2 separate regions of the Homo sapiens genome follow, and region 1 is linked to region 2. The links are chromatin loops, found by intact Hi-C in ENCODE. Cell type or tissue: dorsolateral prefrontal cortex. All regions are shown on one strand. Each heading gives the region's core, and the rest is flanking DNA. Links, peaks and the distances in the headings are about the cores only. Region 1 overlaps NOS1 (nitric oxide synthase 1). Region 2 overlaps KSR2 (kinase suppressor of ras 2).

The links. Peaks named below come from ENCODE experiments on the same cell type or tissue, not always from the same donor. Only the 100,000 strongest peaks of a DNase experiment are listed, where the experiment ranks them.
Region 1: it touches region 2 in a loop (6-fold over the local background); 87 of 110 quality-filtered maps call a loop at or near these places.

Annotation. Positions count from the first base shown.
Region 1 is chr12:117,205,461-117,216,332 of GRCh38, forward strand. It overlaps NOS1 (nitric oxide synthase 1), which reads right to left. Exons shown (of 29, transcript NM_000620.5): 29 at 2,682-9,864. The coding sequence ends at 9,849. Among named protein-coding and RNA genes, the nearest start is that of FBXO21, 20 kb to the left of the region's middle. RefSeq lists an enhancer at 1,940-2,440. In dorsolateral prefrontal cortex, for the core only: CTCF peaks have their summits at 7,319 (motif pointing right) and 7,519; a DNase peak (open chromatin) is centred at 7,311; H3K27ac peaks cover 403 bases.
Region 2 is chr12:117,832,849-117,843,986 of GRCh38, forward strand. All of the region lies in intron 3 of KSR2 (kinase suppressor of ras 2), which reads right to left. It overlaps LOC105370011 (a long non-coding RNA gene), which reads left to right. Exons shown (of 3, transcript XR_945403.3): 1 at 1; 2 at 1,317-1,389; 3 at 10,847-10,930. Among named protein-coding and RNA genes, the nearest start is that of KSR2, 130 kb to the right of the region's middle. RefSeq lists an enhancer at 3,371-3,916. In dorsolateral prefrontal cortex, for the core only: CTCF peaks have their summits at 4,566 (motif pointing left) and 4,777; DNase peaks (open chromatin) are centred at 4,311 and 4,573; H3K4me3 peaks cover 740 bases.

The DNA of each region.
Region 1 (10,872 bases), core at 2,873-10,872, 630 kb before region 2:
CGCAGGCTCAAGCAATTCTCCCACCTCAGCCTTCTGAGTAGCTGGGACTACGGCTACACCTGGGACTACAGGAGCACACCACCACACCCAGCTTTTTTTTTTTTTTTTTTTTTTTTTTGAGACAGATTCTCACTCTTTCACACAGGCTGGAGTGCAGTGGTGCAATCTGGGCTCACTGAAACCTCCACTTCCTGGGTTCAAGCGATTCTCCTGCCTCAGCCTCCTGAGTAGTTGGGGTTACAGGTGTGTGCTACCACACCCAGCTAATTTTTGTATTTTTAGTAGAGATGGGGGTTTCGCCATGTTGGCCAGGCTGGTCTTGAACTCCTGACCTTAGGTGATCCACCCACGTTGGCCTCCCAAAGTGCTGGGATTACAGGCATGAGCCACTGCGCCCGGCTGTATTTTGTATTTTTTGTAGACAGGGTCTCACTATGTTGCCCAGCCTGGCTTGAACTCTCGGGCTCAAGCAATCCCCCCACTTCAGCCTCCCAAAGTGCTGGGATTACAGGCATGAGTCACTGCGCCCGGCTGTATTTTTGTATTTTTTGTAGAGACAGGGTCTCACTATGTTGCCCAGGCTGGCTTCAACTCCTGGGCTCAAACAATCCTCCCACTTCAGCCTCCCAAAGTGTTGGGATTACAGGCATGAGCCACTGCGCCCACTAAGACTGGCTTTTAATAACTGTTAGCCCTTCTTAAAATTGGCTAATACATTGTTGTAGGACAGTAAGTAGGGCATGGAGTTCCCTGACTCCTGCTCTGTCTCTGATCTTCATCCCACACTTGAACTTAGGCATGAGGCTCAGGGATGGGATGGAGGAGTCAGGAGTGATGTATGTGTGCAGGTGGGGTGGGCAATGAGTTGAATAAGCTACTTGGTAATTTAAAAAAACCTGAATGTCGGCTGGGTGCAGTGGCTCACGCCTGTAATCCCAGCACTCTGGGAGGCTGAGGCAGGCAGATCACCTGAGGTTAGGAATTTGAGACCAGCCTGGCCAACATGGTGAAACCCCGTCTCTAACAAAAATACAAAAAATGTAGCCGGGTATTGTGGCGGATGCCTGTAATCCCAGATACTTGGGTGGCTGAGTCAGGAGAATCATTTGAACCTGGGATGGATGTTGTAGTGAGCTGAGATAGTGCCCTGCACTCCAGCCTGGGCGATGGCGATGGAGCGAGAGTCTGGCTCAAAAAAATAAAAAATAAAATAAATAAAAAAGCTGAAATGTCTAGTCACAGCATCCAAATCGCCATGTCTGGAAGGGCATGATGAAGCCTCATCCCCCTGCATCAAACCCAACTGCTAGTTTATTCCTTTATGGTCACAAATCTGTCGGGCATTTGACATCAGCACTTCTTCATCTATTTTTTCTTTTTTTTTTTTTTCTGAGATGGAGTTTCTCTCTTGTTGCCCAGGCTGGAGTGCAATGGTGTGGTCTTGGCTCACTGCATCCTCCGCCTCCCGGATTCAAGTGATTCTCCTGCCTCTCACCTTCCTGAGTAGCTGGGACTACAGGTGTGCACCACCATGCCTGGCTAATTTTTGTATTTTTAGTAGAGATGGGGTTTTGCCATGTTGGCCAGGCTGGTCTCAAACTCCTGACCTCATGTGATCTGCCCGCCTCGGCCTCCCAAAGTGCTGGGATCACAGGCGTGAGCTACCGCGTCCGGTCTCTTCATCTATTCTTTTACTGCTTTTGAGGTCTCTTTGTTTTGGAACTGGGCCTGAAACCAGCCAGGAATTAGAGTTTAGGGTCCTCAGGGAGGAGGGCCCTAAATGGAAGAGGGCTGAGGGTGAAGGTCTTACTGTTTCTCTGGGGCCCTGGCTATGGATGCAGCTGTGCTGGAGGAAAAGGGGGTGTTGGGGAGGCGGGCAGAGAGGACGCTCAGCTACGCCACCCAGATCTGCATCGGGACTCAGGAACGAGTCCCCTGGCTGCCGGGAGCACCCTCAGCCTTCAGCCCCTTGGGTGTGGCTTCTGCTGGTGAGAGTTGCCTGACTCAAGATGTACGGGTCTAAAATCCTGCCTTCCAGTCCCAAATCGGGACACCTCTGAAAGGTCACCTTTAGAATGCCCTGCAGGGCTGGCTGAAGCTTCTGTTGAGACTTATGGCAGCTCAGCTTTGCCTCTGACCAGAGAGGCCTCCTCCCCTCCCCTCCTCTCCCCCTGCCCTTCACTTCTGCCTCCTCCTTCCCCTCCCCTTCTCTCTTCTTCCCTTAGTTTTCTTCTCCCCTCCCTCTTTTCCTCTCTTCTTGCTTTCCCTCCTCTCTGCTCCTTCTCCTCCTCCTCTTTTCTCTCCTTCTTCTCCCTCCTCTACCCTCCCTCCTCTTCCCCTCTTTTCCCTCCCTCCCCTCCCGCTCCCGCTCCTTCCCTGGTCTTTCTTTTCCCTCTCCCCTGTCCCTTCCTCTCTTCCCTCTTCTCTCCTCCCCTCCCCTCTCCTCCCTTACCCTCCCCTCTCACTCTCTCCCCTCCCTTCTCTTCCTCTCTCCTCCCCTTCACTCCCTTCTCCTCTCTTCTCCCCTTCCCTTCTCTCCCCTCTCCTCCCCAAGAGCACTCTCTTGTCAGCCTCCTGCCAACTCCATCTCAGAGCAGGCTTCTGGGGCACCCAACCCAGGACAGCAGGCCAAAGTGTGAGAAACTCCAAGCAAATCCAACAGAAGACAGCAGCCAGCCAAGTTGAATCCACTTTTTAATATTGTAACCATAATGCAAACAAGCATAATAGGCTTTTGTTGAATCCCATAAAATTGGAAGATGAGAACTATACAGAAGAAGAGCATGCGACAAACACAGCCTGGACAACCTCGCAAAGAGCGTGGGGTGGGCGTCAGTCCTTCAAGGAAGGTGCTGGAGCACAGGGACACTTGGCAGAGATTAGCAGCATTGAGAGCTCAGAGGTAGGGGGGACGGCCGAGTTTCTGACAGCGTGTGTGTGTGTGTGTGTGTGTGTGTGTGTGGTGAGATGCGACCAGGTCTGCCCACCTCCCCAGCTTCCCAAGCCCGGAACGGACACTGCGACGTGGGGTGCCCGGCACCGCTCTTTGGGCCTTCTGGAAAACCACTGCTGAGCCAGGAGTGTGAGTCTTAACAATCACAACGAGAACACAACAATGAAAACAGTGGCGGCAGAGCACAGGACATGGGAGGGGACTGAGACCCAGCTCAAGAGCACTGGATCTCAGTGAGTCTTAATCAGAACCAACACCAAGGACACAGTGTCTTATTGAAACAGACTGCCATCCTCTGTTCTGGCATGGGAGGGCTTTTTTTTTTTTTTCCACAGGGTCTCATTCTGTCAACAAGCTGGAGTGCAGTGGTGCCATCTCGGCTCACTGCAGCCTCTGCCTCCTGGGTTCAAGTAATTCTCCTGCCTCAGCCTCCCGAGTAGATGGGATTACAGATGCCCGCCACCACGCCGGGCTGATTTTTGTATTTTTAGTAGAGACGAGGTTTTGCCATGTTAGCCAGGTTGGTCTCTAACTCCCAGCCTCAAGTGATCTGCCAGCCTCGGCCTCCCAAAGTCCTGTGATTACAGGCATGAGCCACCACGCCTGGCCTGGGAGGGGTTTTTGAAAGCATACTGCCCTCCCCATGCCCCCTCCCCCGGACACCCTCAAATCCCACTTTGGCAGCAGATAATGGAAACAACCACTGGGCTAGGCAAAGTTTCTGCTGCGTGCTCCAGGAAATCTATAATGAGAAGTCCTGGGGTAGCCAGCAGAGATTCTCTTGACCCTGAAGTCCAAGAGAGGGGTGTTGCCCCCTGGGGACATTGGGCAATGTCTGATGACATACTTGATTGTTACCGTTGGCAGGACACTGCTACAGGTATCTTGTGGATGGAGGCCAGGAATGCTGCTCAGCTTCCTACAGTACCCAAGACGGCCCCCACAAGAAAGAATTACCCAGCCCCAAATGCCAATAGTGCTAAGGTTGACAGACCCTGCGCTACAGTCTCCTAGAACTTAGGAGTCAAATCTGGGCACTTCGATGTCCTGGAGTTACTTTCTAAAAGACTACAGGAAGCAGTGCATGGAGGCAGATTTGTTCCCGCCTGCCAGGGCCATCTCGTTAATAACGGACTGTGTTTTGGGCCAGACGGGCATAGCCCCGCTTGACCAGAACTGTTTGGGTATTTTAGAACAAAACAAACTCATATAAACATACTAAGGCATATTGACAGCTGACCACCTCCCTCGCACATGGCTTTGATAAGTATTAATAGGAAACAGACTCTCGACAGACACTGCTTTCCACGGGTGAAAGTGTACCTGGGTCCTTACATTTGGGGAAGGGCAGCTTTTCTTTTGGGGCCCCTTTGCCACAAGGCAGGGACTGGCAGTGGGCCAAGGATAGGGAGTGTGAGATAAAGGGCAGAGGCCAGGCCAGGTTGGCCTCCAAAGTCAAATCCCTGTTCATGGGGAACATCTATGTTGACTCCCTGGGAGGCAGGCCCCTTCCCTCAGACCCTCAGACCTGTGTTTCCTTAATCCCAGCACCTGGTCTTTCATTTTAATTTTTTTTAGAGACAGGGTCTTGCTCTGTCACTCAGGCTGGAGTGCAGTGGTGCGATCCTAGCTCACTGTCGCCTCAAACTCCTGGGACCAAGTGATCCTCCTGCCTCAGCCTCCCAAGTAGCTGGGACCACAGGAGCATGCCATCATGCCCAGCTAATTTTTTTTTTTTTTTTTTTTTAGTAGAGACGAGATTGCGCTGTGTTGCCCAAGCTGGTCTCAAACTCCTGGCCCCAAGTGATCCTCCCACCTCAGTCTCCCAAAGTGCTATTACAGGCATGAACCACCATGCCTGGCCTACTTTTTGAGCCAAAGAGGACATTTGGATGCAGGAGACTATGAAGGTTGGGGACAGCCAGAGAGTATGAATGGGTTATAAAGGAAGACTAGTTAGTGTTTCTCTCTCCTTGTTGCTTCCTGGCAGTCTCAGACTACATTCCTGATACAGACAGAAGGCTTTGAGGACATGGTGGCCACAGCGGCATGCTGGGTATGTGGGGCAGCGGGTAGGGAAATATACAAGGAAACATGGCTGGTTTAAAACACAGGCTAGAAGTCCACAGATTTCCTAATGGCAAGAATGAAAAGGCTGCATTAGGCGCTGGTGCTGTCGGAGTGAAGGGGCTCAGGCATCTGGATTGCCCATCCTATTAGGACCATTTGCCCTATGAGCTAGGTCAGGACACCTCTCACTTGTTTTGAGCTTAGGGCAAGACCTGACCTCTTTCAAAGTCCAGAGCAGGCAGCTGCTGAAAGCGTGTTTGGTCAGAAGATTCTGTGTTCTTAGCCAATGTCTACTGGCTGGGGGTCAGTTTTCCCTCCGGGCATCTGGGCATGGCTGGACTTGGGAAGGATTCACCCTGTTGACTCCAGAGAAGCTGACTATCACATCAGCTCTGAAAACTCATCTTTTCCCTGAGCCTGCTCTTCAGAGACCTCTCTCTCAGCTAGGGGCAAGATGTTTTATTTTATTTTATTTTATTTTATTTTTTTTGAGATAAGAGTCTTGCTCTGTCACCCAGGCTGGAGTGCAGTGGTACAATCTTGGCTCACTGCAGCCTCCACCTCCTGGGCTCAAGCGATCCTCCTTCCTCAGCCTCCCAGGTAGCTGAGACTACAGGCGCATGCCACCATGCCCAGCTAATTTTTGTATTTTCTTAGTAGAGTCAGGGTTTCTACTAACTGGCTGACTGGTCTCCAACTCCTGACCTCAACTGATACACCCACCTCGGCCTCCCAAAGTGCTGGGATTACAGACATGAGCTACCGCGCCCAGCCTGCAAGATGCTTTAATTTCTCCTTTATTCTCACCCTCTACAATGGATGGGGTGCCAGGTACGCTGATTCAGTTCCTGGAGTCTCTTTATCACTACATCCGCCTCTTCCCTCACTCAAGCCTTGGTTGCAGCAATAACCCCCCCAACAGCTCAACGGGCCATGCTCTGTACTGTGGCCAGAACTTTCTTTTCCAAGTATAACTCCAATCGCCTTAATGTCCCTTTTTGAAAAACATTCTTAGGGACTCCCTGTTGCCTTCTGAATAAAGCCTAAATTTCTTGTAATGCCACTCACCTCTCCCCACGGTCTGGTCCCAGCCCACCTTTTCTCACCCTCCTCAGCCTTCCAAAGCCAGCCTCAATTTATCTTACATGCTCCCTGTCCGTGCCTTTCCTCTCACTCTTCCCAATTCCTGGACAACTCTTACCTTCCAGAAGCTACCAGTGAAATCCCGCCCATTTCTCAAACCCCAGAAATTTATGTCAGTTCCAAGACGGGTGTCTCTCTCCATCAGATTATAACCTTTGGCTGGGCGTGGTGGCTCATGCCTGTAATCCAGCACTTTGGGAGGCTGAGGTGCGTGGATCATTTGAGGTCAGGAATTCAAGACCAGCCTGGCCAACATGGTGAAACCCTGACTCTACTAAAAATACAAAACTTAGCTGGGCGTGGTGGTAGGCGCCTGTAGTCCCAGTTACTCAGGAGGCCGAGGCAGAAGAATCACTTGAACTGGGGGAGGCAGAGGATGCAGTGAGCTGAGATCGTACCACTGTACGCCAGCCTGGGTGACAGAGCAAGACTCTGTCAAAAAAAAAAATAGATTCTAACCTTCTGCACGAGAGGAACTGTGTTTTGCTTATCTCTGCAAACTGCCCGGTGCCTTCCACACACTGGAGAAGCAAGACATGTTATAAGTTAAGTGAAAAATTAAAATGCAGTAAGTTTTGAACCAGGTACTGTAACTGGGCATTTCGTGGGCATTGTCTCATTCAATCCACCTTGTTATACAGGTGGGTATGCAGACTCTAAAAGGTCAAGTGAGCCGCCCACAGCCATCTGCACCAACAGGGGCAGAATTAGGATTTGCACTCAGGTCGGCTCCCAAAATTCCATATTGATGGGTCTGAAGTGTCCCCCCGCAAAAGAAAGACACCTGGCTGTCTCACTCCAGGGAAACCAAAAGAAGCCCTCTCTCCTCCCAAGGAGTTTAACATCATCTCTCTGCTCTTTCACGACACAAGCTGTGGGAACTGGATGCATAGTGATGGCAGGTGAGCATGATGTTCCGGTGTTCCTATTTCAGGAGACGTCTCATTCCTCCTGGCCAAACTCACTTTTGTGAAATGGGGCTGGAGCTGCTACTGGTCAATTCAGGGGGAAGAGGGAAATAAATGGGCCATAACCCGAATAACCCCCAAATATCTTGTCAACCCTATTTTGCTTACCCATTGCTTAATTCTATTTTGCACTTAAACGGTTGGCTACGAGGCCTGGATGAAAAGCCACCACGAGAGGGCAGTATTTCCCCACCCTTGATCTGAGCCTAACAATCTGGACTCCACTCTGGTCCTTGAGAGGTTACTCAACAGAGAGAGAGGCTTTTGGTATCAGGAATTCTGGCAAATGAAAGAAACACATCAGATCGCTCTCCTGCCTTCTAGCCTGGAGTTGTGAAGCAGCTTGTGTTGGGGATTGAAAGGTGTTTACTTAAAAAAAAATCTTTCTGGAGAAGAAGGATGAATCCTGGTTTTATAATCATTTCTTTGGACTCCTTGACAAAATGAGACAATGTTTCCATCTGTCTGCTACTAGAAAGGCAGGCACATGCAGAAAGGAGGTGCCTGGCACCTTGTAAGCGCTTCTAAGTATTTATTCCCTGATGGAAAAGCATTCCTGCATAAAGCTTGACTTGGAGTGGGAAGCACTGATCAATTTGTCTTTAATGGGGATTGGACACAACAGTTTCCTTCCCTGGGGAATTGGGGAGGCGTCTCCAAAGCTATAAAGGATTGGAAAGAAAGCCTTTGGGAGGAAAGCTACTAGGAGCTGGAAATGGGTTTGCAGGAAAGGAGTTTAGAATGGGCTTCCCTTCAGGATTAGAAGGGGTGAGTGTGGGATGCTAAGTGTTTGTTCTTTATATCTGTGGAAGAGTGAGCAGGGGAAATTGGGATTAAAGGAAGGCAGGGGAGATTATAGCTGGCATGAAGTCAAGCTCCATGTGGCAGGAACAGGACACCGGTGGGGGCTGCCAGGGATGGCAGAGCAAGGTGAGTCATAGATTGCCTTTTCACTTTAACAGTCTCCTGGCCTGGGCCCTTTGGGGTCTTGGTGCCCCCACTGTAAAGCCCTTTCAAAGAGGGCCAGTGCACTTCCTCTTTAGCAGACACCCAAACTGAACAACAAGATATGCCCACGTACAGTATATAAAAGAAATGTGGTTTTTCTGTATAGCAAGACACAACAAACAGGGTAGAACCAGCAGAACATTCCCTTTCCATCCTTGGGGACCCTGCAGTCTGGGAGGCCACTAGGATTTCTTGTCTCTTTCTGGGAACTGCCTGACACTAATTTGTAGTATTTAAAAAAGTATACAAAGGGATCCCTTCCCACCATTTACTCTGAGAGAGTAAATTCAACAGGTTGCCTCTTAGGGAGGAATTACACCGGCTCCAATTCCTACCGAAGACTTGGCTGCCCATTTTTGATCTGAGTTGAGGGTAACTTATTTGTCAAAATTAATTTAACAGGTTTAAAACTTTGGAGATCAACTGCAGAGGGCAACAAGCCTGAGGGACAAGTTCTTCCCACCCCAAGTTGTGGCTCCTATCGAAGAAGCCACGTGGGACCTCATTATGGCAACTCTTTCCAACCTCATCCACTTTAACCAGCTTCCATTATTTCATCCCCAAGGGTGAAGCAGCAAGCCCGCTTTGGGGGAATAAAAAAATAATAATCATATTGTTACTTGATATTGTTTCCAGGCACCAAAGCTTTAACATTTAATCCATTCATATTCTTTAGGTTCGTATGACATTATGACTAGGAAAAACTGAGGACAAGTGACCCATCCAAAGTCATCCAGTGGCAAAGTGGGAAGATCCTTATTGCCACCAGGCTTCTTTGAACAACATAACTTCCAGGCCCCTTGGATGCTATTGCTGGAGGAGGGGGTCAGTCAATGGATGTGGCAAAGTCAAGTGATTCTAGCTGGTATGGGTGGGTTTGGGGAGGGGATTTGCACAATCCATTGGATGGGTTCATGTCACATGAGGGCTCTGCTCACTGGTATCAAAATCTAAATGCAGCAAATTCTGGGAATGCCTCTTTCATTGGGAGACAGCCCCTTTAATCAATTTCCCACTCCTCTCCCCATGCCCTGAACCCTTTCTAACTAGAACAATTATGGGGCTTCCAAATGTTTCAGGTACATGGGCGTGGACCCTAATTATGGACACACGAGGGATTAATATGGGCCAGGGACACGTTTCTTGGCATTGAGGGTCTTCAATGAAAGCAGTGGCAATCTAAGATCGACACACTTGTGCAGGGAAGAGGACGGACAGAGACCTGGCCCATCACACACACACACACACACACACACACACACACAGGCACGCACAACCAAAATGTCATCATAAAAAAGGAGAAAGGGGGACTTCAGTGGCTGAGGGACTGGCTCAGAGAGCTTGTGCCTAGTTCCTGCAGCCTTTCCAGGGGAACCCCAGAGAAAAAAACCCCCACAGCGACGGCCATGTTCCAGTGGTTTCATGCACCCGTGAGTTGCCCTTGTCGGCAAGAGAGGGAGTGGGAACAGAGTTTTGTAAGAGCCACTGCAGATTAGAAAAGCATTGCATCGCAGCAGGAAAACTCAAGGAGTAAACCCAGGAGGGCCGAGGAAACCACTGAGGGGCGAGAAGCCCGAGGAGGGAAACCAGGGCACAGCGACAAGGACAGGAGGCAGAGCGAGGGCCACAGGGGGTCCCAGAGGAAAGGTTCAGCAGTGTCTGTCCGCGCTTACAAAACTTGCAGCCGGCTGGGCAAGAGGGTCCAGTTAGGAGCTGAAAACCCTGTGGAAAGAGAAGTTGGGGGGCAGTTAGTGCCCCAAGGGCAAGGCTGCTGTTTCCTCTGAGTGCCCCAGAGAAAATCACCCATGCTCTGGGCTCAGGGGCTTTGTCTCTTTCTTTTTTTTTTTTTTTTGAGACGGAGTTTCGCTCTGTCACCCAGGCTGGAGTGCAGTGGCACGATCCCAGCTCACTGCAATCCCAGCAGGGTTCAAGCGATTCTCCTGCTTTAGCCTCCCAAGTAGCTGGGATTACAGGTGCCTGCCACCACGCCCGGCTAATTTTTGTATTTTTAGTAGAGATGGAGTTTCACCATGTTGGCCAGGCTGGTCTCAAACTCCTGACCTCAGGTGATCTGCCCGCCTCAGCCTCCCAAAGTGCTGGGATTGCAGGCGTGAGCCACTGCACCCGGCCCGTCTCTTTCATTTATTCTGTAGCCTTAGTGTCTTGGACAGGACCTGGCACCTAGCAGGGGCTTGTTTTGAAAGAATGAATGAATGAATGAATGCTCACAAGTACAACTGGCCAGGAAGAGAAACATTTAAAAGGACTTTTTTTTTTTTTTTTTTTTTTTTGAGACTGAGAGTCTCACTGTGTCGCCCAGGCTGAAGTGCAGTGACGTGATCTCGGCTGGCTGCAACCTCTGCCTCCTAGGTTCAAGCGATTCCTGTGTCTCAGCCTCCTGAGTAGCTGGGATTATAGGCACATGCTACCACACCTGGCTAACTTTTGTGTTTTTAGTAGAGACAGGGTTTTGCCATGTTGCCCAGGCTGGTCTTGAACACCTAGGCTCAAGTGATCCACCCATCTTTGCCTTCCAAGGTGCTGGGATTACAGGTGTGAGCCACTGGGCCCGTCAAAAGGGATTTTTTTTTTTTTTTTGAGACGGAGTCTTGTTCTGTCACCCAGGCTGGAGTGCAGTGGCGGGATCTTGGCTCACTGCAAGCTCCACCTCCCAGGTTCATGCCATTCTCCTGCCTCAGGCTCCCGAGTAGCTGGGACTACAGGCACCTG
Region 2 (11,138 bases), core at 1,497-9,496:
GGTCACTGCAGGTGATGGGTTTACGTCCCTTGAAAATCAGTCTGAACTCTTGAAGTCCACGGGCTTTCAGACAGACCCAGGAGAGACCAGTGGCATGACCCTGGCCAAGTGGCTTCTGCACAGCACGTGGGCTCCCAACAAATACCCTGCCTTCCTTTTGCTCTTTCAGAGCCTTCGTGGGGCGGGGGGTGGTGGAGGCGGGAAGGTGGGGCGGTATGTAGTGGTGGTTTCACCCTAAGTTCTGAGCACAATGCTGGCTTTGTGACTTACCCAAGCTGTGCGGCCTTTGCTAGGCCCAGGCACCTCTCTGAATTCTATCTCCTCCCTTTTTACAAGGGACGGGACAACTCATAGCTTAGAAAGTTGTAATAAAAATCAAAGGAAGTCATCCATGGAAATTCCTCACACATGATGTGTCTAGCACACTGTAAACGTGGACCAATGCCTTATACATAGTAGAGGAATGTTAAATATCTGTGCAGAAACCCTTGGGACAGGAGTGCATTTGGGGGTGGGGGTTGGAGTTTTCTTAGAGACAGGGTCCTGCTCCGCCACCCAGGCAGGAGTGCAGTGGCATGATCATAGCTCACTGCAGCCTCAAACACCTAGGCTCAAGAGATCCTCCAGCCTTGGCCTCCTGAATAGCTGGGACTACAGGCACACACGACCAAGCCCAGCTGATTTTTTTATTCTTTGTAGAGAAGTGGTCTTGCTATGTTGCCCAGGCTAGTCTTGAACTTCAGCCTCAAGCAATCTTCCTGTCACTCAAGCAAGCCTCCCAAGTCACTGGGATTACAAGTATGAGCCATTGTGCCTGGCCAGGGGTGCATTTTAAATCCTCTTTTTCCACATTCAGTGGCATCATGAATATTCAGAAAAGACCACCGGACACTAAGTCCTTCCTTCATGAAGAAATCTACAAGCTCTTTCATCTCAACCTATTTTGAACCCACCTTGATGTCATAATTCCCCTACCGTGATTTCCCAAAAAATCACAGTATCTTGTCTTAGAACCGGCAACACCTGGCGGGGCACTTTGGGAGGCCGAGGCAGGCGGATCGCTTGAGCCCAGGAGTTCAATACCAGCCTGGGCAACATGGTGAAACCCTGTCTGTACAAAAAAAAAAATTTTCATTAAAAAAATTAGCCAGGTATGGTGGCATACCCCTATAGTTCCAACTACTCTGGGGGCTGAGGGAGGAGGACGGCTTGAGCCTGGCAGGCAAAGGTTGCAGTGAGCCAAGATCAGGCTACTGCACTCAAGCCTGGGCAAGAGAGTGAGACCCTGTCTCAAAAAAAATAAAAAAAAAAAACAGAACTGGCATCACCCAAGAATCCGAAGGACTCGGCTGAATAAAGACCATGATCCGAAGTTAAAAGGAGTTTCAGGTAAATTCTGCTTCCACCCTCTGGTCAGTGGTACAAAGATCAAAGGAAAGTGGATGTAGTTGAGTACAACTCTGTCCTTCTTTCCAAAATCCAAACAAAACAAGTACACCTTTTCCAGGGCACCGTATGTTACTGACTTCAATACTGAAAGTTTGCAGGCAGCTTTGACATCACAAAATGGTCCAAAAAGATACTGGGGGTGGGGGGCGGGGTAGGGATTTTTTTTGAGCTATGGTGATTTGAATGAAAAAAGAAACTGTCCTGAGTAGATTGGAGATTTGGCATTTGATAGGCAATAAAATAAAATAATCAACCCAGGAGGCAACAGGAGAAGCCCAAACATAGCCTTTGAACTCAATGGAGGGGTTTATTCTCCTAGAAAACTTCCCCTGACCTTGCTCGGGCTGCGGTGAGGCTCCTCCTCTGGGCTTCCCAGCCCCTGTGCTTCCCCAGCCTGAGAAGAGCAATGAGAATCATACTAATAGTAATATATGATAATCACACTAATACCATGCACTGAGTACTTCCTACAGCATTTGAGCTGAGACCCAAATAATGAAAAGGAGCTGGCTCACAGAAACAGTATTGCAGGCAGAAGAAACAAATGCAAAGGTGGGAATTAATTTTTTTATGTTCAAAGAATCCAAAAAAGGTGTCACTGAGTGGATATAGGGATCAATGCAGTAATAGTAACAACAGTTAGAAGCTGTGCGGGTAAACCAGAGAGCCGTCTTCGAGGGCAGGGATGCAGTTTCTGCTGGCAGCTCACTGGCTGGGCATGAAAATCGAACCCGAGACACAGAGTCCAGGGAAAAAGGGGCTTATGGGCCATCCATCCTGTCCTCAGGCATTTGGCAGACCAAGACACCAGGCTCAGTGAGGCCATGTGGCTGACCCAGGCTCCCATAACCAGAGAAGTCAGGGGCAGAGCCAGAACCGAAGCATCCTGCCTCCAGCCCTGAGCTCCGTCTGCTGTTGCCCCCTTTCATGGGTGATCAGGAGCTGTTTATCTGCAAAACTGATGGAAGTTTTAACAAGGTCCCTGGGGAGACAGGGAGAGATGGTGCATGTATGTGTGTGCATGGCGAGTTGGAGGGAGGGTGGTATATCACGGTTCCTCGCTTTCATCTGGTTCCTGTTAATTGGACTAAAGACCCCTGGGAAAACCATGCTCTGGGCATGATAAGCCAAACCCCAACTCAGTTATGGTTTTCTGTGCTTTACAGAACCTCAGTGTTCACAAAAGCTCCTGGCTTTCATCTGGCCTCAGAATACAGAAGTTGTCGTCAGTGTCGTCATAATCATTATCCTCCTCCTTAGAACCAAAGCGGCTATGTTCCTGGAGCGCTTAGGATCAGTCAAGCCAGTGGCTCTCAGCCCAGAGTGATTTTGCCGCAGGGGACATTTGACAGTGTCTGTAGGCATTTTTGATGGTCACTACCAGGGGCTAGGGGGTTGGATGCTACTGGCATCCAGTGGGTAGAGGCCAGGGATGCTGTTAAACATCTTCCAAGGCATGGGACAGTCCCCACCACAATTTTCCAGCCCCAAATGTCAACAGTGCCAAGGTTGAGAAACCCTAGGGGCTAGCCCTTTTTGTGCTGTAATTGGAGACCACCAAGAAAACCTCCTACTTGGGACCTGAGATGTAATGACTGACATCAGAGAGGATTAACGATGAGCACTGTTGTTAAGCAAGGCCGCCTACCCTACAGCCTCCAGACAGTCTGCAGTTAGGAAGTACCCTCCGTAAACTGACAACCCCCTACAGAAAATCCCTTTAGTCTAGAAACTTGCCCACTCTTGGGGAGTAAAAATATTTCCATAAAAGACTATTGGGAAACTTTTCCCAACCTCCCAAATATGTTAAAAGAAGATTGCGATTGGGTGCTAACTTTTTTCTGCTCCAAAGTACTAAAAGGGGTCAGAACACTGTCTTCCATCCACAGGGCAGTAGCATCGTCAAGTTTAGGGCCTGATGGAAGTCACAGGCAACACCCTCAACTGTCGGTACCCATCATGGAGTGGACTTCAACAGCTCTGGGGCCCCGAGACCATTCAGTTCCTGTGGAATCTACCTTCCAGAAAGATACTGGAGGCAGAACAGGCAATGCCAACACCGTACTTATTAGGAAATGGAGAGAAACCTTTCACTTCACCATTCTCTTTGGGTTGTATGATTCCCAATTCACCCCAGCCAAAAGGAGCACAGCAAAGTCCCGCTCAGATGGAGAGGTTGTCCCAGACAGAGGCAAAAGCACACATCACCTCCCTTAAACATCACAACACTAAAAGACTCGCTATCATGATGCCTGTTTCAAAGACAGAGGTTCCGATAGGGAAGAGGCTGGACCCGTGGCCCAGGCAGGACTCACATCCCAGGCTCAGGACTCATATGCCTTCCTGACTGTGCCACAAACCAACCAGGGCAGCTGAATGACGCAGCCGGGAGGCCCAGCCCCTTGCCAACTGTGGCCCGTGTCTTTTTTATCAGTGCACCCCACTGCAGGGAATGTGGCAAGCACCAGAACACTGATTTCAACTGAAGCAAGTCCAGCCACTTCTCATCGTAGCCATTCTTTAGACAGCCTCTCGGGAGGGCTCCCATGCAGCTGGGGGTGCCCCAGGCCGGGCCCCAAGCTCTTTCCAGATGTCTCCCAAGGGAATGAAGCCACTGCCTAGAGTTTTTTCTGTCGCTTCGGAGCTCCCTTTGCATCTCCACTAGTTATTATTTGGAGGCTGCATTTCAATGTTCCTTCTTTACAGTTCATTTTCTCCTCTTAATTGGTCTTGCAGTGTGGCAGGGAGACCAACGCAAGAGCATCATGACATGAATGCGGAAGGAAGGTGAGTGGCAGCAAGGCCCCGTCGGAGTAGGCTGCTCTGATAGATGCCTCTGCCGTTCACTAGGGGCCAGCCGGGAAAGAAACCCAGGGTCTCCCCTGGCTTCCAGCCTGCCTGCCGAGAAAGCTCGGTCTGTGAAACAGAATTAAGCCAGCATTAGTCCCTGCTGTAGCTGGGTCAAGCCCTCCTCCTCTCTCAGACTCAGTTTTTCCTTACTTAAAAGTTGAGATGATCAGACCGAGGTTCCTGCCAGTTTCTACATTACTATGCATCTTGTGCACCGATTTCAAGACAATTTTGACGTCTCCGCTAAAGGAAGCTTATCGGGCAGCGCCTCCTGGTGGCCAAACATGACACTGCGCCATCAAGAGGTGGCCCTGGTCGTATGGTGTCCAAGAAAACACTGGGAGGAAAAGGCATCCCAGTGTCTACGGCCAAGCAGCTACGTGCCCCTAACTTTTTCAAGCAAGGAGCCTAGGATTGAAAGCAACAATGCAGCCCTGACGCTCAGTTCCTCCACCCTACGTGATCATGATGGCACAAGGTCTTTACAAGTGGAGCTTGAAAAATCTGTCAGCCCGAGCCACTGAGAGCATCCTGGTATCCGGTTACAAAGCTGGTCTGCCTCATTTCTCCTCCACAAAGTACCAGATAGAGAAGGAAAGAAACAAAGGCGCTAAAGAAAGAAAATGATCAGATGATGAAGCTAAACTGAGCTCTGTTCCCAAGGACAGGGCTGATGTTGGGGGTAGGGAAGTACCGTCTCCCACCCTCCCAACTCAAAGCAACAGGTTCTCTGTGTGGGGAAAGGAGGACCATTTAAGGTTTCCTGTTTGAAGAGTGAAGTCAGTGGGGGAAATTCGGAGTGTAGGGCAACCCCACATTTCTGAATCCCATCAGGATGGTGGTCACACTCACCCAAAGAAAGCCACAGACTCCTATATAGGAGTGACCTTCAGAGAGTACTATCCAGACAGCATCTGTGTACAGCACTCCAAAGACAACGAGATGTGGTCCCCACTCCCCAAAGAACTCAGTCTGATGCAGAACAGACCCCAAAAGTCAGCACAATGGACCATGCATAACGTTTTGGGTTGGGTTTTTGAGACGGAGTCTCGCACTGTCACCCGGGCTGGAATGCAATGGCACAATCTCAGCTCACTGTAACCTCTGCCTCCCAGATTCACGCAATTCTCCTGCCTCAGCCTCCCAAGTAGCTGGGATTACAGGCGCACACCACCACACCCAGCTAATTTTTTGTATTTTTAGTAGAGATGGGGTTTCACTGTGTTAGCCAGACTGGTCTCGAACTCCTGACCTTGTGATCTGCCCACCTCAGCCTCCCAAAGTGCTGGGATTACAGGTGTGAGCCACCATGCCCAGTCAGGACCATGTATAATGAAAGTTTTGGGTGAAACTGATGTGGGTTTGAGCACAAGCTCTACCAGGTACTAGCTGTGTGACCCTAGGCATCTCACCCTCTCTGGGCGTGTGCCTCCTTCCTGCCTTCCCCTGAGCACTTACTATAGGAAGTTCTTGATCAATTACAGCCCCCTATAAATGTTGTACCACTTGTGCAAATATTCATTCACCCCCACTACAGAGTTCTCCACAGTCAATGCCTCCCCAGCCTCTTCATGTATTTATTGCCCTCCTCCAAAAGGAAGTTCTTCTTTACATCAGACCAAAATCTCCCCTGACTTAGACATGTATGTATTTGTTTTAATTGACACTCACTATTTCTAGCTTGGTCTTTTACAAAAAGGGTTAGCAAACATTTTCTCTAAAAAGCTTGACAGTAAATATTTCAGGTTTTGTGGGCCATACGGTCTCTGTCACACTACACAATTCTGATGTTGCAGCGTGAAAACAGCCATAGACAAAGTGGAAACAAATAGGTATGGCAGTGTTCCAATAAAACTTTATTTACAAAAGCAGGTGGAGGGCTGACTTTGGCCCGTGGGCTATACTTGGTCAACCCCTGTTTTAGAGAGAAAATCTCTCATTATCTGATCACTATCCCTCCCACACGATCTCATTCCTGATACACAGACAGAAAGTGCTTTGGCTTCACTTCTCTCCCCTAGGGCAAATTATAAAGGCTTCAACCTTCCCCTCCAAGGACATAATTTCTGTGATTAGATTATGACAGTTCATTTGTTCGTTAATTCATTCAATGATACTTTTGCAACCATGCTAAGTAGTTTGTAGGAAATGAACAAAGTGCTGCGTTTAGAGTGTACGGTCTGGAATCAGCCCGAGCTCAAGTGCTGGTACCCCGCAATTTACTGGCCATGTGACCTTGGTTGGGTACCATGGTTCACCCCTCTGTGCCTTCATTCTCTTATCTGAAAACTGGGGAATACAAAAGTCCCTGTCTCATGGGGATATCTGACGATTAAGTGAAATAACCCTCAAAATCAGCTCAGAACACCGCCTGACACTCAGTATGTTTTTAATATTTTATCGTTATTATTTTGTTTATTAAAAGATGGCTCTTGCTATCTAGGAATTTCCAGTCTAATATGGGAGATTTAGATATCAAAGCAACTACAAGATAACTGCCCAATGACTATGGCCGAAGATCGACACAGGTGCAATCAAGGAAATCCTCCCCGCAGTGGTCAGGAGTTGCCTAAGCCATGGGAAGGTTTACTTTAGAAAGATGCAGCCCAGAAAGTTTTTCCTTTTGAACAGATGCAAAGGGACGGTGAATCAGTGAGAAAACCATTGAAACCTGGGAGGTCAGAGCATCCTGCCCCACCAGGCATCAGCAGCAGAGAAGAAAGTATCACAGTACAGATGAAAGTAAGCAAACAGGGTTCGAGGAGGATTCTTTTCCTTCAAACTTTCTCATTTAAGTTACACAACTACTTATTTGTTGCCCAGAAAGACAGAAAATGCAGAAGGGCAAAAGAAAGAAAATCATCACCCTTAACCAAAGAACAGCTATGCTAAATATCCAAGTGGATTTCCTTCCAGACTTTTTTCCCATTTTATTTTATTTTACTTTATTTTATTTTATTTTTTTTTTTGAGATGGAGTCTCCCTCTGTCACCCAGGCCAGAGTGCAATGCGCAATCTTGGCTGTCTGCAGCGTCCGCCTCCAGGGTTCAAGCCATTCTCCTGCCTCGACGCTCTGAGTAGCTGGAACTATAGGCGTGCACCACAACGCCTGGCTAATTTTTGTATTTTTAGTAGAGATGGGGTTTCACCATGTTGGCCAGGCTGTTCTTGAACTCCTGACCCCAGGTGATCCACCCACCTTGGCCTCCCAAAGTGCTGGGATTACAGGTGTGAGTCACCACACCTGGCCTATTTATTTATTTATTGAGATGGAATCTTGCTCTGTTGCCCAGGCTGGAGTGCAGTGGCATGATCTCAGCTTACTGCAGCCTCCACCTCCTGGGTTCAAACAATTATCCTGCCTCAGCCTCTCAAGTAACTGGGACTATTGGCATGCACCACCATGCCCAGCCAAATTTTATATTTTTAGTGGAGACAGGGTTTCACCATTTTGGCCAGGTTGGACTCAAAATCCTGACCTCCAGTGATCCATCTGCCTCGGCATCCCAAAGTGCTGGGATTACAGGCGTAAGCCACCACGCCTGTCCCCATGCAGCTGTTTAAAAAATACTAAGCCAGGCATGGTGGCTTACGCCTATAATCCCAACACTCTGGGAGGCCGAGGTGGGCGAATCACGAGGTCAGGAGTTTGAGACCAACCTGGCCAACATGGTGAAACCCCGTCTCTACTAAAAATACAAAAAATTAGCTGGGCATAGTGGTGGGTGCCTGTAATCCCAGCTACTTGGGAGGCTGAGGCAGGAGAATTGCTTGAACCTGGGAGGCAGAGGTTGCAGTGAGCCGAGATTAAGCCGCTGCAATCTAGCCGGGGCGACAGAGTGATTCTGTCTCAAAAAAAAAAAAAAATTGCTAAGTAACATACCAATGTGGATGCAAATTATGGTCAATGCGGTGCTTTCTTTTTCTCTCCCAAACAATAGCTTGGGTACTTCTCACACGAGTGTATAAGTTGGTAATCAGGGAAATAATTAGAGAAAGCAAAAAGCCACCTGAGTGAAAATCATGACTATAATGAACTGGAGCCATCTCCCCTCAGCATATTTTAAAGGAAGGCAAGAATAATTTTGCTCCAAATAATAACAAATATTTTCATCCTCCTTGCCCTTTCTGCCTTCCCCCTGCATGTTCCCTGCAAGTTTCAAACATAATCATGCGCCCACAGAAGCCTCCCATCCTCCCTCAGGACCGTGGCTGGGAAGGACAGAGATACTGATGGAGAGTCAAATCTGCTGGGAATGTTCCCATCTGTGAAACTGGGCGTGCAGCCTAATCTGCCCACCACTCATATGGTTGCGAGGCTAAAACAAGATCACCTGCATGCAGGTGCTTCCTAAAACTGAAGGTGCTCTGCAAATGTGCAATATTATTTGATATTTACATGCAGCCTTTAAATAATTTCTTTTTATCTCAGTTCCAGTGTAAGCTGCTACAAAAGCCCCAAAGGGTTGCTCCCTCAAGCTGAGCAAATGGAAACACAGGGACCACTCAGAGTTAAGGAGAAAGCCATTCATTCCCACCACTTTTTTATGTGGGAAGCCTCCGCTTAACAGGAGTCAGACAGAAATGAGTTCAAACCCCGCCTCTGACACTTAGTTGCTGTGTGACCACCACCCCCCTCCCAGGCAAGGGCTCTACCTTTCTGAGCCTCAGTTTTCTTACCAGAAAATAGGAATAATAATCCTACGGACCTCATGAGGTTGTTGAAGAATTAAATGAGCAGGTGCTGCGTGACTTGGCCCAGTAAGAACTCAATCAATATTTGTCGCTGCTGTTATCATCAACCACTAGCATTCACTCAGTCACTCCGTGACTACTTCTTGCATTCCAACTCTGAGCCAGATGCAGGGAGAATTCCAACACAGGGGTTCTCAAAGCGTGTTCCCCAAACCAGCAGCACCAGCGTCGCCTGGGAACTTGTTAATGCAGATTTCTGGGCACTGCCCCGGACTGGCTGAAGCAGGAACTCTGGGAGTGGAACCCTCTGGGGGATTCTGATACATGTTGAGGTTTTGAGCACCACTGTTCTTGTGGAAAGGGGTATGAAAATAAACAAAATCATTTTAGATATGCTAGAGACTATGATAGGATAGAGAGTGGCCAGGATGGAAGTGGGACTCTGAGAAGCTGGCAGTTGGGCTGAGTCCAAAATGACAAGGAATCAGCCAGAGGAAGATTGAGGCAGGGTATTCCAGGCAGAAAGAAGGGCTGTGCAAAGGCCCTGGGGCAGGCGTTGTGAAGAAGAGAGGGTAGCTGGGTGCAATGAGCCAGTGAAAACATCAGCAGATAGGGACCAGATCGGGAGCCCAGGGACAGGACTGGGGGTCTCATTCTAAGATGTAATAGTCTGTTTGGAGCTGACTCAGTTCATGTAGTTTCATGGAACCCACAAACCTCAAAGAGTTCAGGCCCTGCCAAGCACAAGTTCAATGTCAATTCTGCACCCAATTCTTCTGCCCAGCACCTCGTGGATGCCAGGAATAAAAAGAGAAAGTGACTACAGCGCTGATCAGAGATGACAGCCAGAGAGTCGGGTTCTCTTTGTTCTCATTGGGGGGGTTCCACAAAAGCCAGATGCTGGCCACATGAAGCAGCAGGTGGGCAAGACAGAGGGGGCAGGGGTGGCCTGCAAGAAAGAGAAAGTGGGCTGCAGGGGGACAGGACAGGTGGATGAAGCCTTGGACCAGGTTGCTCGACAGGGGTTCTGCTGCAAGACAAAGGCTGGAGAGGAAAACATCCTGCCCCTCCCTCCACCCCTGCCTTAGTGGGGACCAGTCAGTGGCTCTGTAGGAAGACTTCCTTGGTTCAGATTCAGCTTGGGAAGGAGGGAGGAGGAAGGAGGGAGGGAAGCTGACTTTAAAAACAATAAAAATAATCACAGTCCAGTACATATTCAGTGCCAAATTTGCCAGACAAGTGTTTATACGAACACAGTGTTTATATGACTTCATTTCTTTCCTTGCAACAACTCCATGAGGATGATACAACTAGCATCCCCATTTTACAGATGAGGAAAGCAAGGTAGTTAGACAGAAAGGGAACACCGAGGGATGAAGGAGGGAGAGAGGAAGGGAAATTGACTCATGGATTTAGTTTAGCCTAGAACGAGTTAAGTGAAATCCAACAAGTCCCTTCCCTTCTTTAATCCCCTCCAGTGGTTTCCCATTCTACTAAGAAGCTGCCAGCAATGGCTACAAGGGGCCTCAGGAACTGAGCCCCGACCATGTCTCTGACCTCATCTCCTATCTTCTGCCTCCTCTCCCAGTCATGGATTAGCCCACTGACAACTCAGTTACACTGGCACCCATGCTTCCATGGCACCCGTGTTTCCAGAATCCCCTTCTCTGTGTGGTTCCAGATTAGAGCTGGCCAAAAGTGAAGTTGTACAAGGCTTGGGTGGCAAAAGAGAAGGAGCCATCATGCCCTGAAGAGTAACATGGGTTGAAGGCAATGGGGAACAGAGGCTGGGGTGCTGGTCCTGTTTATCCTCCATCTTCCCTACCTCACAGCCAACTCTTCTTCCTGACAGTAGTCCCTCAATGACCAACAGCCGACCTTAAGTTCACCACCAGATGCTTCATGACAAACTCACAAAGGCAATAGCCACAAAGGGCCAACAACTTTCCCTGGGCATCTATCCAAGCCTGTCTTCATGGTCCCTTCCAACAGCTGGACGTATTGGCTGCCAGATGTCCCTGAAACCGCAGGCTGCCTTACCTATGTCAGGGTAGGTTCAAGACCTTTCTCTGAATCTTAAGCTTCCCTTTTTTTTTTTTTTTTTTTGAGCTTGTACCTCCCCAGCTCTTCCTACGGTCGTATAA